Regions from separate parts of the Homo sapiens genome. Here region 1 is linked to region 2. A link is a loop called in an ENCODE intact Hi-C map of the cell type or tissue named here. Cell type or tissue: OCI-LY7. All regions are shown on one strand. Links, peaks and the distances in the headings refer to the core of each region. The heading gives the core; the rest is flanking DNA. Region 1 overlaps IMMT (inner membrane mitochondrial protein). Region 2 overlaps POLR1A (RNA polymerase I subunit A).

Region 1 (10,401 bases), core at 578-8,577, 150 kb after region 2:
CTCAAGGGACAGATCTAACCTCAGCTAACTGATCCAGAAAACCAGGTTTCTCATCTCTAAGCTAACTATGCAGCTGGTCAACTCCTAGAGGCATTCATTTAAAAGCTGATTTTTGGTTTATCTTAGCATATTGTTAGTCTAAAAGCCAACCATTTTAAGAAAAACATTTTAATTAATGTTGTAAATGTTCAAGTACACCTGTCCCCATATAACTAGTCTATCCTTACATAAAAACAAATGATCAGGGCTATATGGCTTGTGATTGGTTTTAATAAGAGTAAAATACACCTAAATATTTCTTAATAATAAATATGTGGATCTCCTAAATTAAGCAAATGAACAAGCATCTAAATACTATTGGGGAAGGTTTTCATAAACTTTAAACCATTCATACCTATTAATTTGAAAATTTACACTTATCAAATCCATAAAAGTATCTTTTTAAAAAATACTAGGAAAAATCAAACTGCAACAAGAGGAAAAATGCTTTTTCTAGGTTCTTTAATGAAATTGTATTTAACGAATATCAGAATAACACAAACTTCCTTTTAAAAGTATCTATAGTTTTAGGAAAATCTATCACATGATCATAGGACACATGAAATTACTCTAGTTATAATTTACACTCTACTGGCCAAAGCCTAGAGGTAAACAGCTAACTAATGCAGTCATACATTTTGAAAAACAAAAAAACAAATCAGATGTTTTAAAATATGTAAAGCAGATACAACTGGTATTAAAAAGTATTTCAATTATTGACATGGTGGCTCATGCCTGTAATCCCAGCACTTTGGGAGGCTGGCGAGGGTGAGCGGCGCAGGCGGGGATTGCTTGAGCCCAGGACGTCAGAACCAGCCTTGGCAACATGGCAAAACTCCATCTCTACTACAAATACAAAAATTAGCCAGGTTTGGTGGCATGTGCCTATAGTCCCAGATACTTGGGAGGCTGAGGCATGAGAATCACTTGAGCTTGAGCCCCGGAGGTGGAGGTTGCAATGAGCCAAGACTGTGTCACTCCACTCCAGCCTGGGCAATAGAATGAGACCCTGTCTCCTCCACTCCCCTTAAAAAAAAAAACAAAAACAAAAACAAAAAATACCAAACAAACAAAAAAAACCCAGTATTTCAATTATTACCTACCCTGTAGAATTCCCAACATTTTTGAACCATTTTTAATAGAAAAGGGTGTTTTCCTTCTATTCTGTAAAGTAGTATGAAATTGTAAACAGAAATGCATCTATTTTTATATGTCAACAATTCCATTTTTGTGACTTAGGGAGAAAATATTAAGAGGCCACTGAAGTTGTATTATATTTAAGGTTGCATTTTTTATCTGTCTAGGTATAAATAGGTATTCAGGTAAAAAGTTAAGGCACTGTCAACAGTGGATAATTAGCTAACTGGAGTATCAAGCAGCAAGCACAATGGATAACTGACTCCAGGAAATCAGGGACAAATTTAATACTAGAGTTTCAGACTACCCAAAGTCACATCAGTTTTTCTTTAAATAATTTTTTTTGTTGTTTGTAGAGACCAGGTCTTGCTATGTTGACCAGGCTGGTCTCGAACTCCTGGTCTCAACCTATTCTCCTGCCACGGCCTCCCAAAGTGTTGGAATTACAGGCATGAACAACCACGCCCAGCATCAGTATTTTTAAATGTTTCTTTATCTACCTTCTATTTTCTTTTATCTTGACTCTCCATCCTCCCTTTGACAGAATGTGTTTTGACTATAAGTTAAAAGCTCCTAATACTAAATAAATTTAAAATCTGAGGTTTTAAATAATAATTTTAAAAGTTTAAATATGCATAGAGTAAAATCTTCCTCATACTTCTTTCCCCAGCCACCCCATGCTTGCCATAGGCAACTGACACTGTCAGTTTCTTATTTATCCAGAGACATTTTATGTATATTTATTCAAATGTGCATATTCTCCTGACTTTCCCCACCTTTACACAAATGATACCATAATATACACGCAATTCTCTATTAAAGTTCAAGGATATATATTTTAAATCACTGTATATCAGTACGTGAAAAGCTTCCCAAGGGATTTCATGATTTGGTATTCCATTGTTACTTAATGTTTAATTGTTAACCAGCCCCTATTGAGGGACACTGAGGTTTTTTCTAAATTTTTGTTAAAATAAATAATGCTACCTGAGTAACACTGTATACACAATTTTGGGTCTATTCTTAAAAGTAAAATTTGCCACGTTGATTAATACTGCCAAATTAGCCAAACTGCCCTCTAGTAATATGAAAGTATGTTTTCCCACATTTTCTCCAACACACTGTATTGTATCATTTTTTTTTCATCATTGACAATCTGAGGGGTGAAAATACAGAAATAGAGTGTTTCAAGCATATAAATAATTTTTTTTTTAAGAGACTGAGTCTTGCTCTGTTGCCAAGGTTGTGGAATGCAGTGGTATGATCATAGCTCACTGTAACCTCTAACTCCTGGGCTCAAGTGATCCTCCAGCCTCAGCCCCCTGAGTAGCTGGGACTACAGGCACATGCCCACCATACCCAGCTAATATTTTTGTTCTTGTTTTTTATAGAGCCAGGTCTGCTATGTTACCCAAGCTAGTTTTGAACTCATGGCCTCAAGCAATCCTCCTACCTTGGCCTCTCAAAGCACTGAGTAATTTTTATTTACATAATTTATATATTAATACGTTTGTTATTGTTAATATAATAATTATAATTACACTGCTATTTAATACCACTAAGTTTAGGGTGGTCTGTTACACAGCTACAGATAACCAAACATATGTTTATACCTAGAAGAGGGGTGCTACTGCAACAAAACATAAACACGAGGTCATGACTTTGGGACTGGTGTTGGGGGCGGCAGAAGCTGAAGAACCTTGAAGAGACTGTGAGCAGAAGCCTAATGGCCTTCCAGAGCCTGTTGGTGAGGGCTTAAAGAAAAGCAAAAAAAAAAAAAAATTTTGGAACCTGGAGGAAAAGATATTCTTGTTATGTAGTGACAGAAGTTTATCAAAACTGTCATCTGTAATGACAGACATGGAAAATAGAAAATTAAGTATAGCTGTAGCTACACCTAATGAACTGACGTACTTGGCTAAAGAGTTCCAAGTAGGCCAGGCGCGATGGCTTACGCCTGTAATCCCAGCACTTTGGGAGGCCGAAGCGGGCGGATCACAAGGTCAGGAGATTGAGACCATCCTGCTGAACATGGTGAAACCCCGTCTCTACTAAAAATACAGAAAATTAGCCGGGCGTGGCAGTGTGCGCCTGTAGTCCCAGCTACTCGGGAGGCTGAGGCAGCATGAACCCGGGAGGCAGAGCTTGCAGTGAGCCGAGATTGCGCCAGCCTGGGTGACAGAGCCAGACTCTGTCTTAAAAAAAAAAAAACAAAAGAGTTCCAAGTATAGTGTTCATCACAAGCGCTAACTGGTTTCTTTTAGCTGAGTATGATAAGGACAGAGATAAGCATTAAAAAACAAAACAAAAACCTGTTTTGCTTTCAAGCAAAATTTAAAGGAAATATAAAAGAGTCAGGATTTGGTGGGTTCAAAAATAAAACTGCTTATTGTTTTCAAATAGATTCTCAAATAGAGAAGGGCTTCAAGCCAAAGATCAAATCTAGTGTGTGACCAAAAGATACTTTGAGATCTCAAAAAGATCTAAGGAGGTGCCCCTCAGAGAGTCTTTTTACCTTGAGGAAAAGGCCCTCTAAGAATCATAAGGATGTGTTTCCCAGATTCTATTGAATCAATAAGGTTACTCAGAACATTAAAGGTGTTACCTACAGCAGCCTCACAGGAAGCCCAAAATGGAGAAGGGCTTATCTTGATAAGATGTGTATCATGCATCTAATGAAGAAAATCCCATTAAGATTCACAGGAAACCCACAAACTTGTTGAGAATTGTGTCAATAAAAAACATGCTGGCTTATATTTAAAGTGAAAAAGAGGACAAAATGAAAAGAAGCTTCTAGACAAACTTCTACAGACAGGAAGTAGGCTGTGAAACAATTCAGCTGTAACAGACAACATATTCTGGAAACGGAAGAATAATTCAAGTGTAAAACCAGGAGCCCAAAGGGTAGAACCAAGAGCTGAGGAGAATCATTCCCAAGCAGTAGGACTGAGCTCTCATCAAGGAATTAGAAACATAGGGCCAGCTGAATTTTACACTTGTTATGGAATGGTGACTGCTGTGTGCCTCTTAGTTTCTGCCTTTTTGAATAGGAGTGTCTAGAGTGATTATCCTGTGTCTGTCATACCACCATATGCTGAATGTATGGGGAGCAGATAATTTGTCTCTTTAGTTTACAGGGCTTTAGATCACCAAAAAAAGTGTTTAAGAAGCTATACCCTAGGGACCACATTCAAGATGTCTTATCCATAGTAGGATCTGATTCAGATGACAAGATCTTGTTCCTAATGCTGATGCTTTGATGGCATTAGACTCTGGAGAGTCTTGGAGAAGGTTGTGAGTGGGAGGGATGTGCATGTGGGAGGGATGTCAGTTGGGTCCAGAAGGCTGAGGATAATATCCAAAATTGACTGCAACAATACTTCCTATACCACATGCTGTTCCAGAAACGTGCCCCTCTCCCAACAATAATAAGTTTTATGTACACTTCCCTTAAACAAGGGCAGGCCTTTGTTACTAATTCACTAATAGAAGGCAGTGAAAGTGATGCTCTGTAACTCCTGAGACTAAGACATAAAAAGGATACAGCTTCTACCTAGCTCTGCCTCTTGTCACACTTGCCCTTGGAACCCAGCCACCAAAGTGTATGGAAGTCCAGACACTTAAAGATGCCACAGATGGGTGATCCAGCCAACAGTCCCTGCTGAGGTGTCAGCTGCAGCCAGTATTTACTGCCACACATGAGAGTAAAGAAGACTTGGGGATGACTGTAGACCTAGTAACTATCTGACTGCAACTTCATGAGGGTCTCTGAGCAAAAATTTTCCAGAACTGAGTAAGGCAATAAATACTGTTATTTTACCCCAAGCTCAAGGTGGCCTGTTATGCAGCTGTAACTCATAAGAACAGATCTTTTTAAATTCATGGATTTAAACACTTTTGATGGATTTCAACCATTTGTAATTACTGTCTTTTTGCTCAAATTTTCCTATCTTGGGCCAATGGAAGCCTCTGCAAGTTTAGGGTGTGTATGTGTGTATCTAGCTCTGGCTCTATACTTCCGGCCATCTGCAAATACCTGGTGGCAGGTATTTTTTTTTTCCTCTATGTGACAAAATCCCCTTAACATAAAATTCACCATTCTAACCATTTTAAAATGTACAATTCCACGGTATTTAGTACATCCACGATGTTGTACAACAACCATCACCACTATCTAATCTTAGAACATTTTCATCACCCTAAAAGGAAATCCTATATCCATTAAGCAGTCATCCCCCATTTTCCTCTCTCTCTGGCCCCTGGCAACCACCATGTACTTTCTGTTTCTATGAATCTGCCTGTTTGAGATATTTTGTATAAATGGAATCACACAATGTACATCTTTTTGTCCAGCTTCTTTCACTTAGTGTAATGTTTTCACGATTCATTCACATTGTAACATGTATCACATATGTAGCTTGTACTTCATTCCTTTTTATGGCTGAATCTAATATTTTATCACGTAAATATACCATATTTTGTTTAACCAGTCATCAGTTAATGGACATTTGGGTTGCCTCACCTTTTGGCTGTGAATTGTGAATAATGTTGCTATGAATATTCATCTAAAAGTTTTTGTTTGAACACCTGTTTTTTATTCTTTTGGCAGGGAACTTCAAGGTCATATGGTAATTCTATGTTTAAATTACTGAGACACAGCCAGGCTCAGTCGCTCACGCCTGTAATCCCAGCACTTTGGGAGGCTGAGGCAGGCAGATCACCTGAGGTTGGGAATTCGAGACCAGCCTGACCAACATGGAGAAGCCCCGCGTCTCCAGTAAAAATACAAAATTAGCTGGGCGTGGTGGCGCATGCCTGTAATCCCAGCTACTCGGGAGGCTGAAGCAGGAGAATCCCTTGAACCCAGGAGGTAGAGGTTGCGGTGAGCCGAGATCGCGCCACTGCACTCCAGCCTGGGCAACAAGAGTGAAACTCTGTCTCCAGAAAAAAAAAAAAAAGTTACTGAGACACCACTAAACTATTTTTTCACAGCAGCTGTACCATTTTACATTCCCACTAGCAATGTATGAGGGTTCCAATTTCTCTATACCCTCACCAACATTTGTTATTTTCCATTTTTGTTTTGAGATGGAGTTTTGCTCTTGTCGCCCAGGCTGGAGTGCAATGGCGCAATCTCAGCTCCCTGCAACCTTCGCCTCCCGGGTTCAAGTGATTCTCCTGCCTCAGCCTCCCAAGTAGCTGGGATTACAGGTGTGTACCACCATGCCCGGCTAATTTGTTATTTTCCATTTTTATTATAACCATCTTAGTGGTTGTGAACTGAGTATCTCACGGTTTTAATTTGCATTTCCCTAGTGTCAAAGGATGTTGAGCATCTTTCCATGTGCTTCTTAGCCATCTGTATATCTGCTTTGGATGAATGGCTATTCAAGTCCTTTGCTCATGCATACACATACACGCACACACGCGCACACACACACGCACACAAATACATATATGTATATATGTGGAGACAGCATCTCACTCTGTCACCGAGACTGGAGTGCTGTGGCACCATCATGGTTCACTGCAGCCTCGACCTCACAGGCTCAAGCAATCCTCCCACCTCTCAGCCTACCGAGTAGCTAACACTACAGGTGCATGCCACCACACCCAGCTAATGTTTGTATTTTTTGTAGAGACAGAGTTTCACCATGTTGTCCAGGCTAGTCTTGAACTCCTGCGCTCAAGCGTTCTGCCTGCCTCAGCTTCCCAAAGTGCTGGGATGACAGGCATGAGCCACAGAGCCTGGGCCCTTTGCCTGTATTTTTATTTGGGTAGTCTTTTTTGTTACTGAGTTGCAGGAGTTCCTTACCTAAAAAGAAACACCTCATCAGATATGAGGGTCTAGTATCCAAAATATCTAGTATCCATTAGAATACTTTCATCCTTTTCACTCTCAAGTATCCCTCTGATGCACAAAAATTTAAAATTTTAATGAAGTCCAATTTATCTTTAGTTTCTCTTGTTGCTTGTGCTTTTGGTGTTATAGTTAAGAAACCATTGCCAAACATAAGGTCTGTCTCCAGAGCTCTCTTAAGTACTAAACTATTAACATAAACTAAATATCCTACATTAACACACAAAATATTGGCTACTTTTTTGTCCTGGAATTCCTTTTTATTAATAAGGACCTATGACATAGAAAGGACAACACTGTTTCAAAGCAATCTGTCTAGACATATGTTATAAGGTTAGCCTTGCTGCTTCTAACCCGCAGAAACGTGATATTAAAAAAAAGAGGAAACATATAATTCCCATGTAATGTTCTTTTTTTTTTTGAGATGGAGTCTCGCTGTGACACCCAGGCTGGAGTGCAATGGTGTGATCTCGGCTCACTGCAACCTCCATCTCCTGGGTTTAAGAGATTCTCCTGCCTCAGCCTCCCGGGCAGCTGGGATTACAGGCACCTGCCACCACACCCGGCTAATTTTTGTATTTTTAGTAGAGACGGGGTTTCACCATATTGGCCAGGCTGGTCTTGAACTCCTGACCTCAAGTGTTCCGCCCCATGATTAATGCTGTTACACAGACCATCTGTTCCTTAGCTCTACCAAACTAAAGTGAAGACATAAAGAAACCACAATCTAGCATGACAACCTGGACATGGAGCCTGTAGTATGAGCTGCCTCATGTGAACTCTAACTAGAGGTTCCAGGTTTCCTCCACAGACTGCTGGTTGCTGTCAACTGATAACGTTTTTGTGGATCTTGTCATACATAAGGACTCCTCCCACACAAACGAAAAAGGCACCCATAAGTTAATGGGCAGTTCTACATTTGAAATATAGATTGATATACAACAAATTAACTTTTTCTACTGTTAATTTAAAATAGTTTATAAGAATCATGCATTAAGGTTAAAAAGTATATCCCACAAAAAAATCCAGTAAGTTTTTACATTGAAATTTTACATTTTACATTACAATTTTACATTGAAGCAGCATTACATTTCAGTATAAACATATTCTATTCTAGGAGAACACGTGCTCTTTAGTTATAGAAATGGCAGATACTTATCAGTATGACAAAAGCAGGAACTTGACACTTTAGTTTTCCCTGCACATATGTGAATATATTTTGTATGTTATCACTTCGGTGTAGTAAGTTACGGCGTAAGATGTATTTCAAAATGGTTTGAAGGCTACTGGTCTAGAGATATGAAAAAAGGAACAATGAAGAGGATTCTAGCATGGGTAGAAGCAAACACCTGGCCGCATGATCTACTAAACTACTTTCTAGCACGTGTGGTTGGCTGCCTATCTCTATCACTGAGTAACATAATGTTTCATAATCCTAACAGAAAGAAGGAATTCTAGAAGATGATAGCTCATGTCCACACACAAGTTCAATCCTAAACTAGCTGGGTTATCAAACTTGGTCTTAAGTAAGCTGGAGCGGTTGATCCTCAAGAATAATAATGTTTCTTCTTCTTCTTTCAAGTTATAAGCAGGAAAGACTACTCCATATGTAAATGACCACTTCCAGGTTTGTAGTTTGAGAGAAGGCTAGGCTAGGCGGAAAGCCCATGTCCTCCAAACTCAATGACCACTTCAAAAAGGCTGGGCCTGGTGATGCAGTATTGGGACTAAGAGAAGAAAGATGGTGTTAGGTCTGAGGAATAAAAGAAGAAAACAAAAACAGAGGGACCAGAGTTCTAAAGCACATTTACTGAATACCCACATCTAAGGAATGCAAGGATGATAAGCCCAAACATAAAGAATAAGGCAGATACTGTGTCGGGTGCAGTGACTTAAGCCTGTAATCCCAGCACTTTGGGAGCCCAAGGCGGGCAGATCACGACGTCAGGAGATCGAGACCATCCCGGCTAATATGGTGAAACCCTGTCTCTACTAAAAATACAAAATATTAGCTGGGCACAGTGGCACGTGCCTGCAGTCCCAGTTACTCGAGAGACTGAGGCAGGAGAATTGCTAGAACCCAGGAGGCGGAGGTTGCAGTGAGCCGAGATTGCACCACTGCATTCCAGCCTGGGCAAAGAATAAGGTAGATACTATCTGTGATGGTTCATTTTATGTGTCAACTTGGACTGTGTTTTTGGATGAGATTAACATTTTAATTGGTGAACTAGTGGCCAGGCATGGTGGCTCACTCCTGTAATCCCATCACTTTGGGAGGCAAAGGCGGGTGGATTGCTTGAGCCCAGGAGTTTGAGACCAGCCTGGGTAATATAGCCTGTCTCTACAGAAAAAAAAATACAAAAGTTAGCTGGGTGTGGTGGTGCATGCCTGCAGTCCTAGCTACTCAGGAGGCTGAGGTGGGAGGATGGCTTGAGTCTGGTGGATGGAGGTTGTAGTGAGCTGAGATTGCACCAATGCACTCCAGCCTGGGTGACAGAGCAAGACCCTATCTCAAAAAAAAAAAAAAAAAAATTTGCCCTATAACATGGGTGGGCTTCATTCAATCAGTTGAGGGCTCAAAAACAACAAAAAGCAAGAGGCAATTCTCTAGCAGACTGCCTCCAGACTGAAACTGCACCATCCACTCTCCTGGGTTTCCAGGCTGCTGGCCAGCAGACTGCAACTGCAATATTGGCTGTCCTAGGTCTCCAGTCTGCCAAACCACACAGCAGATTCTGGACTTGCCAGTCTCCATAACTGTGTGAGTAGAGTCCTTACAATAAATCTTTCAGCCAGGCGCGGTGGCTCACGCCTGTAATCCCAGCACTTTGGGAGGCCAAGGTGGGGGGATCACAAGGTCAGGAGATCGAGACTATCCTGGCTAACACGGTGAAACCCCGTCTCTACTAAAAATACAAAAAAAAAAAAAAAAAAAAAATTAGGCGTGGTGGCAGGCGCCTGTAGTCCCAGCTACTTGGGAGGCTGAGGCAGGAGAATGGCATGAACCCGGGAGGCGGAGCTTGCAGTGTGCTGAAATGGCGCCACTGCACTCCAGCCTGGGTGACAGAGCAAGACTCCATCTCAAAAAAAATTAATAAATAAATAATAAATCTTCCTAGGCTGGGCACTATGGCTCACGCCTGTAATCCCAGCACTTTGGGGAGGAGAAGGTGGGGATATTGCTTGAGCCCAGAAGTTCAAAATGAGCTGGAACAACATTGCGAGATCCCATCTCTACTAAAAGTCCAAAACATTGGCTGGGCATGGTGGCATAAGCCTGTAGTCCCAGCTACTCAGGAGGTGAGGTGGGAGGATCGCTTAAGCCCAGGAGATTGAGACTGCAATGAGTTATGATCACACTGCTG
Region 2 (8,000 bases), core at 1-8,000:
CAAACCCAGTTGCAGGTGGGGATGAGAAGGAAGGGTTATCTTGTAGAATACTGAGTATCTCTTCCTTTCTCCTCCTGAACTTGGCTCCTAGTTTTTTATACTCTCCTTCTGGGTGAATTAAGAATCAAGACCAGGCAGCATTCTAAAGATAGTCCACACCCGCTTGTGCTTGAGTGAGCTAGCAGGTGAACTCACGGAGCAGGAGAGACCTAGCATTTTCCCTGGTGTAGGCCAGCCCCTCATTTTAGGGGTGAGAAGACAGACCCAGAGAAGGGTGACACAACTGAGACCACAGAGCTGGTTGGGGGTAGTCCCAGTCCACATCATCCCCAACCCAAGCAGGCTGGCTGCTGGCTCAGATGGCACCCAGGGACCTGCTCCCACACCACCCTCAGGTCTGGCCTGCTCCTGGGTCTCCTGGCAGATATCTGATTATTTATTCCTGGACTATTTTGCTCCTACTGGTTTTTTCCCTCTTCCCCTTTTTGTCACTGCAGCCCAACTTCTCTGCTTCCAGATACCTCTCTGGTCCCTGCCAGTGCCCTGGTGGGCCTCAGTTCATCTTGCCTGGGCAAGTCGAAGGCAGAGCCAAAGGAAACCGGAAAAAGAACTTTCAAAGGCTCAGCGCACGCCATGACCTCGAGTCCCTCCTCAGGATGAAGACCACTTACAGCGGGCTCTTGGAGAGCAGAGCTATGATGCGGAGGCCTGCCCCGGGGCTGGCTACACCATGCTGCCTGGCAGCCTCGCTTGCCTGGCCCATCAGGCCAAGAAGTGAATGCTGCTTCTGGGCTCTCAGAACAGCAGGTAAAAGCTGAGATAGGTAGGAGATGGGCCAGCACCAGGATGGGGCTGGAGGAGCACAGAGAATAGGCACAGAGCCTGCCCAGTCTGGGGGCTGTCCCTGTGCAACTCTAGTGACCCCCGGGGACTCACTCACCCGACTCCTCCCCAACTCCCCAGCGTTGTCCAGATCCCGCTGTGTAGCTCTTCGAGTGTTTACGTTCCTGAAAGCTGATGCTTTATTATTCTTCTTTTTGATGGATTCCATCAGAAGTTTAAAGAATCTAAAACAAGAAGAAAGCCAAAAAGCCCTGTGCAGTACCAGCATGTCCAGCCCTACCCTCATTTGGGGGATAGGACGCTGAGGGATTCCCACAGGGGATCAGTGCACGAGATGGAGGCCCAGCCTCTCCTAGCCACTCACTTGTCCCTACCCGCTGTTTTGGAACCGTCTCTGGCGTATCAGGAACACCGGTTCCACAGTCCAACAGGCCTGGTCTCAATAGGTGCACTGCCACTCCCGGGGTATGAGTAGGACAGGCAGCTTCCTCAGCTTTAAGCCCCATTGTCTAGAAAATATGGGAATTACTACGTATTCTGCAATCTTGTTTGCTAATGATGAGAAACAACCCTATGTCTGATTCCTCTCACAGCGCCTGGCAGAGTGCGTGCTTGGTGAAGGACAGTTGTAGGTGCCGCTGTGGTCGTCCTCTAACAAGGAAGGCAGAATCTACTGTAGGAGAGGGGAACCCCACCCAGGACTAGGACCTTCCCCTGCCCACAACCTGCAGCATCTCCAGAAGGTGGTGTTGCTCTGGCCAGAGAACTCCCTTGGTGTGGGAGCCCCGGCAATGTGACGAAAGAACGAGGACTTCGGAAGGGCTCATCAAAATTTCGAAGGGCAGAGATAACTTAGCTTGTGGCAATGAATCGTGTCAACAAGTTAGAACCACACCAATTTAAAAGAACCAACCTGAAGCTCAGAACCTGGCCCCCTGCCACTTCCTCCAGAGCCATCTATTTTTAGGGCCTCTTAGGATCCACCCTGTCCCCTCCATACCACTTCTTTCCTCATGTAACCCCCTGCCTGTCTTTTCCAACAGGCCAGAATAGCACACCAAAAAGGGCTGCTTGTGACTGTGAGAATCGGGTCCCTCACACATCCAGCCAGCCGTCCCACTTTCTCTGAGCGCCTATACTGTGCCCAGCATGTGCCAGCCCTGGTGGCAAAGCAAGGACGAAAAGACAGACTCCAGGCCCTCAAGGAGCTTAGAGTCTTCATTTGAAAAAGTAGGCAGGTCAAATGTATACTATTTTGCTCATTAAAAACAAAAGAATGCCACTCATCTTCCCTAATATTATTATTATTAGTTCCCCCCACCGTCCCGAGATGGAGTCTCTCTATCCCCCAGGCTGGAGTGCAGTGGTGCGACCTCGGCTCACTGCAACCTCCGCCTCCCGGATTCAAACGATTCTCATGCCTCAGCCTTCTGAGTAGCTGGGATTACAGGCATGCACCACCATGCCCGACTAATTTTTCTATTTTTAGTAGAAACGGGGTTTCACCATGTTGGCCAGGCTGATTGTGGACTCCTGACCTCAGGTGATCCACCTGCCTTGGCCTCCCAAAGTGCTGGAATTACAAGGGTAAGCCACTGCACCCAGACCCCAATATTATTTTTTAACTTTTTAAAGGTGTACGTGGTTTGCCCTTGGCAGAAAAAAAAGCCCCCTCATCCATTAATCCAGAGAAGAGCTTGTTTACCAGGCACTGGGGACAGGAACAGGATAGCCAGATGAGAGAAGGCCGGGCTTGACTTTAGAAAGATACAATCCCACTGGAAAGAGGGGGTGGGAGAGATGTTTCTGTAAGGACAGGTTCAGGTTAAAGTCCTGACCTGCCACAGACTGGAGAGGAGGGCCTTGATCTCATCTGCAACATGGGATCACTCTCACTCTGCACCCGAGGCTACTGTGCAGAGCAGAGGAGATGGAATGAGGCGGAGTGGGGGTGCGGGGCTCAGCTGCTGCCACACACAGGGCTGCTTCCCTCAGCTGGGCGCCCCAGCCTGTCTCAACTTGTGGCAATGTCACGGCTCTGATGCTTTTGCCCCCAGCATTTCACATCTGGCCTCAACTCTAACTGCCCATCTGCTCCCTCCACCCTGTGCACCCTTTGGGCCTTTGCTTGAGCGGCTCACTCTGCCAGTAACTTCCCTGGCCAATATCTACCTACTGAAGCTGTACTCATCCTTCAAGGCCAGGCCTCAGCAGCTGTAACTCCTCCAAGAAGCCCTCCCTGATTCCCCCAGTTGGGGATGCCTTCTGCCTTCCCTGCCTCTTTTGGTGACCAGGACTTGTGGAGAACGTAGGAGGGAAGGAGGTGAGAAGGCAGAATGAATGGCTGGTGAGTAAGTGGTAGGCATGTGACCAGTGTGCCAGTTTTCCTGGAGGTGCAATTTGCCCTTCTATGGTTTTGCCAAGAGCAGGGGAACTAACGGCCCACAGTGACTGCCTTCTCAAGGTTGTGCAGCTCACCTGAATGTAGCAACAGAAAGGGAACAGGAGGGGCAGGGGCAGAGAAGCCTCCCGTCCCACGTAAATAATTACAAACAGAGCACATGACCCCTGGCGGTTTCTGAACGCGCCTGGCAACAGCTCCACCACCTGCTGTTTGGAAAGTCAGATTCACAGAAGCTACAATTACAGACTGTCAGCTGGGTCTTTTCATGGCTGGGGACCGGAGGCCAAAACTTACAGCCCCTAACTCCTAGCTCAGTGCTCTTTCCACTTCATCTCCCCTGCCACCTGCCAGACAATTTACACAAACAGCCCATGTGATGGGTGCCAGTGCAGAGATCTGGGGGGCCTTCTACGCTTGTATATCTCTACCTAGGGAACCATCTGTCTCGTGCTGTTTTTCTCCAGGCTCTGTCAAGGGTCTCATGACTCCACAGCTGGGAGAAGGGAGGGTGGGGGCAAAGAGAAAGAAAAAGAGGGTGGCAGAGAGGAAGGAAGGGGGAGGGATGGGAGAAAGGAAGGAGAAAAAGCTTCTTGGGGGTTGGCTGCTCTTTTGAAAGTGCACTCACACTTCCTCCCATTTCCTGTGGGCGGCCAGAGGCCTGAACACAGCTGCTCTGCTGCCTGGGGCCTGACAAAGGGAGTCCAGACCGCACCCAGCTCATCCACTGCCCCATCTTTTAGCTCTGCCTAACCCCTCAGCCCCATTCTGCTGAGTCCTTGAGGCCACCTCCACCAAAAGCTACTGCGCATGGCTTTATTTATCACAGATTTTCAAGTTCACAAGCAAAACACAGGGAGGAGTTGAAAAAGTACTTCACGGCTGGGAACAAGCCAGGGCTGTCCCTCATCAGGAAGAAGTCTTAAAAAGTGATTTCCTATTTTCAATTCCATGAGGTAATATAAGTAAAAAGAACCCCAGCATGGGCTGGCGCCAGCCTCATGCCGACCTACCTGCTGGGCTGGCCTGGGCCTCCTGTGAACAGAACTGGGGCAAAACATCTAACTCCGTCCACCCTTAGTTATTCTCTAGAGGCCATGAAATCTGAATTCCCATTTCCCAGAAAACCACTGCCAGGCCAGCACAAACGCCCCCTGCACTTGGTAGTTATGTTCCTCGCTGTTAATTAAGGAGCTGGCAGGCGGGTGCACACAGCACTCCCCTGCCACTCTGCCCAGTGCCCAGATAGCACAGAGGACCACTCGACAGAAGGAATGTTCTCAGCCCAGGCTGGCACCAACGCAGGTGCTCCTGAGGCCCAGCCAACAACAACTTCACCCAGGGCTCGTGAACTGGGGCAGGAAGCACCTGGCCAGTGACCCCCGTCCAAAGGACTGAGTTCACATCCAAGCTCCTCCACCCCAAGACCCACCATCCCAAATGCCACCTGCACAGAGGGCTGGCTCGAGGCCAGGCCCCATAAGGTGAGAGGGCAGAGGGCTGAGGGCAGAAAAGTCGTACTGTGTTGCCCACGCCTGCCCCCGTGACTCAGCGACGAATGGGCATGGCTCAGTATGTGTTTGTGGGATGGCTGAGTGCAGGGAGCTTTCTGCTTCTGCTCTGTCATTGCTTCTCTATCTGAGCAGCTCCCAGAAGACCAAGAACTGGTCTAGATTAGAGGCAGTGGTCAGTGGCCTGTGGCCAGATCCTGCAACAGATGAGAACCATCTGGGCCTTACTGGGCTTTTAAAAACACATGAATTAGTTGCTGATGTTTAAAAGTCAGGAGACCTCAATTATATAAAAGCAAAGGCAAGTAAACAAGTGACCCAAGAAAGAAAAAAACGTAGGGGGTGGGAAGCTTGTTTTCTTTCTTTTTAAATCAAAAGATGTGGCCCCCCGGGCCTCCATTCCTGCATAGTAACAGGTGCCCCTTGAGACAGGTTCCACACTCTTCAGTCTGCCGGGGGCCTCCAAGCCTGCTTCACTGGCCTGTCACCTGCTGGGCTATGCAGCCTTTTTGTGTTCACACTTCACCGTCTAGGGTTAGCTGGTGAGTCAAAAATGCTTCGTGGGCTCTTCCAGTCTTGCCCCAGTCCCCAAAAAGCCCATCCTCCTGCTCCCCGGAACTCAGCATTGTGGCCTCTGCTTTTCAAATATCTAACAGTAACTTGAACTTGAGACAAAAGTTCCTTTTCCCTACTGGACAGGAACTCGGGACAGGAACTCGAATTTCTCTGGAGGCAATCCTGGTTATAGAATGGAGATCTAACAGCAGCGTGCCACCCGCACATTGTTCATTATTCACAGAATCTAAATGCATCAGGAACCACATTATACTGCCTGCAGTAACACCCTAGCAAACATTAACAGCATGTGCTGCTCCGACACCACAGAAGCACCGCTTTGATGGTGCTCCCTTCTCTTTACCACACCCACATTTCCATGTCTTAATGCCTGCAAGCCCCAGAAGACAACAATCCTGACGTCAACCCAAGAGAAGAAATGGGCTCAGGGAGTGACGTGTGGCTAAGAAAGTCATACCCACAAGCCAGACTGTGGTCAGGTTTCCAGATCAGGCTGCAAGGCCCTCTGCTTCCTAAACACTTCCCTTGAAGGGCTCATTTGGGCAAAGGCACTCAATCTCTAGGAGCCTTGTGGCTAGGTGCTTCCTGCCCCAGTTCAAGCGCATTCTCTGGGTCAAGGTCAATGACAATCACAGCCTGAGCCCTGACCTTGTTTCCATGAAGCGCAGGATGTCCTCGGGTCTCAGGCACTTCTCCTGCTGGTAATATGCATGTGGCAGGAACTGAAACCGCAGCTGGTACACCTGGAATTTGTTCTGTTTTTCTTCCATACAGAAGGACTCCTGGACGTCAATTTTCTGCAACACCTGGAACCAGACGGACAGAGAGAACTTGACTTGTTCAGGTCCTAGGTGACTGCGCAATGTGAGTGGGTTACGAGACCCAAGGGTTTACAGAGATAGCAGCTGAGACCACAGGCCAAACCCCAAAGAAACCCTGGTGAGCTATACTGGTGTGGATCTGCTGGGGGGCCCACAGCCTGCAGTCACCTCCAGAGAGTGGCCTGAACCTCCTAGGAGTGGCCTCAGCAGAGCGGGTAGGCAAACTCAGGAAATGGTTTATTTTTCAGGCACAGGAGGATGCTGTGGAACTAATGACTCTCTTAAAAGCTTCCTGATCCATCTCTGCTCAGCACCTGGCAGAGACAGCTTATCTCTCATTGGTGGGAATCTGAGCCTAGGGTCAGAGCAGTAAGCAAAGCCTGTTCTTCACACATGGGGAGGATATAGGAACATGCCTTCACCCCGTCTGCAACCTGGGAAGGAGAGACGTTACCTCCCCCAAGCACACCCTGGTGAGTTGCTTCTTCAGGCTTTTCACTCTCTTCAGGGCTTTCTTGGTGTTGAGCACGGGCACGCTCATCATGGGTGTCTTGATGTTGGCGCTGGCCACCATGAGAATCTCCCGCAACCTGTCACAGAATAAGGGCACATCCAATCATGAGTGGCAACCAGACCTTCTGTTTGGGTGCAGCTTCTCCTAATGATGTCAGAGTTCTTTTGGAATCTGAGAGAGGCCTGGGGATCTCACAGGGATAATATGCTAGATCAGAGAATCCCAGCTCTGGCCTCGTGTGCAACAGTAAGGGACTCCCCTGTCAGTTTCCTCCCTGGAGGGCCCACTCCTTGTGCTCAGGGCTTTGTCTGATTCTTGTTTCCTATCACCTGTGCCTTGCAAACAACAGGTGCCTGCTGACGCTTACTGAATGAACAAGCGATGCAGGGAAGGCAACTAGCACCCACAGTGCTCCTGCTGAGCTCAGCCAGCCCTCACTGCCTGGATGTATAGTGGGTCCCAGCCTCTGGCCTTCCACAGAAGGACCCCCTGAGGTTTGGAAAGTGAGGTACCTGTCCAGAGTCTTTCTGCTAGAAAAAGGCAGGGCCAGGGACTGAATGCAGATGGGTCTGACCCCACACTCATTCCCCTTGTCCAGCACATATATTTACCTGAAGGGCCAGGGCCCAGGGCCACGTGGGGGCACGTTCTATGTGAATGGCTCCCCTGGAGTTGGGCAACCAGGCACCTTGTGTGGGGCTTGTTAACAATGTACGTTCCTGAGTCCTTCCCCCAGCAGTGTGCAGTCTCACAGGCATCCCCAGGAACGTGGATGCAGGAGTTGGCAGAGGAATAAATGGAGATCCTACCAGGCCTGGGCACCAAAGAAACCAGCTGGGCTCTGGAAATTCTAACCCTGATCCCCACTTTAATGAGACCCTGTCCCTCTCTCACACAGACACACTCTCTCATTCACACACACTCACTCACCCCCTCTCATTAAATGGCCCCTTCTCCAGGAGAGGCTAGGACAGACCCCACCCTGTGCTCCCTTGTGCCCCACACCTTGGAATGCCCAGGGTGACGTTCATCTCGCCTCTGCCTGCAAAGTGGAAGGTGTTGAGGGTCATCTGGGTGGAGGGCTCTCCGATGCTCTGGGCAGCCAGCAGGCCCACAGCCTCGCCCGGCTCACACAGTGAGCGCTGCCACTTCAGCTGCAGCAAGGTCCTCAACCTAGAGACGGTGGTGGGGGGTCAGGGTGGGGGTTGTGGCAGGGGTCAGGAGCAGACACCACAGACTGTCAATGCTGCCCGAAACCAGAAAACTGAAACCTCTACCTCTTTCTGGACTCGTTTTTCCTAGGCAAAAGATCCCTCTAATCTTCAAATTCCCAC

The links. Peaks named below come from ENCODE experiments on the same cell type or tissue, not always from the same donor. Only the 100,000 strongest peaks of a DNase experiment are listed, where the experiment ranks them.
Region 1: it touches region 2 in a loop (3-fold over the local background); 7 of 110 quality-filtered maps call a loop at or near these places.

The regions. Positions count from the first base shown.
Region 1 is chr2:86,181,796-86,192,196 of GRCh38, forward strand. All of the region lies in intron 1 of IMMT (inner membrane mitochondrial protein), which reads right to left. Among named protein-coding and RNA genes, the nearest start is that of MIR4779, 6.1 kb to the right of the region's middle. In OCI-LY7, for the core only: no CTCF peak of the experiment used is centred there; DNase peaks (open chromatin) are centred at 3,986 and 4,778; H3K4me3 peaks cover 1,453 bases; H3K27ac peaks cover 2,682 bases.
Region 2 is chr2:86,032,721-86,040,720 of GRCh38, forward strand. POLR1A (RNA polymerase I subunit A) reads right to left here. Exons shown (of 34, transcript NM_015425.6): 25 at 7,672-7,839; 26 at 6,607-6,742; 27 at 5,980-6,137; 28 at 941-1,067. Among named protein-coding and RNA genes, the nearest start is that of POLR1A, 69 kb to the right of the region's middle. RefSeq lists silencers at 1,001-1,204, 3,929-3,978 and enhancers at 3,199-3,258, 6,607-6,737. In OCI-LY7, for the core only: a CTCF peak has its summit at 3,434 (motif pointing left); DNase peaks (open chromatin) are centred at 3,471, 3,921, 4,601, 7,011 and 3 weaker places; H3K4me3 peaks cover 2,540 bases; H3K27ac peaks cover 6,569 bases.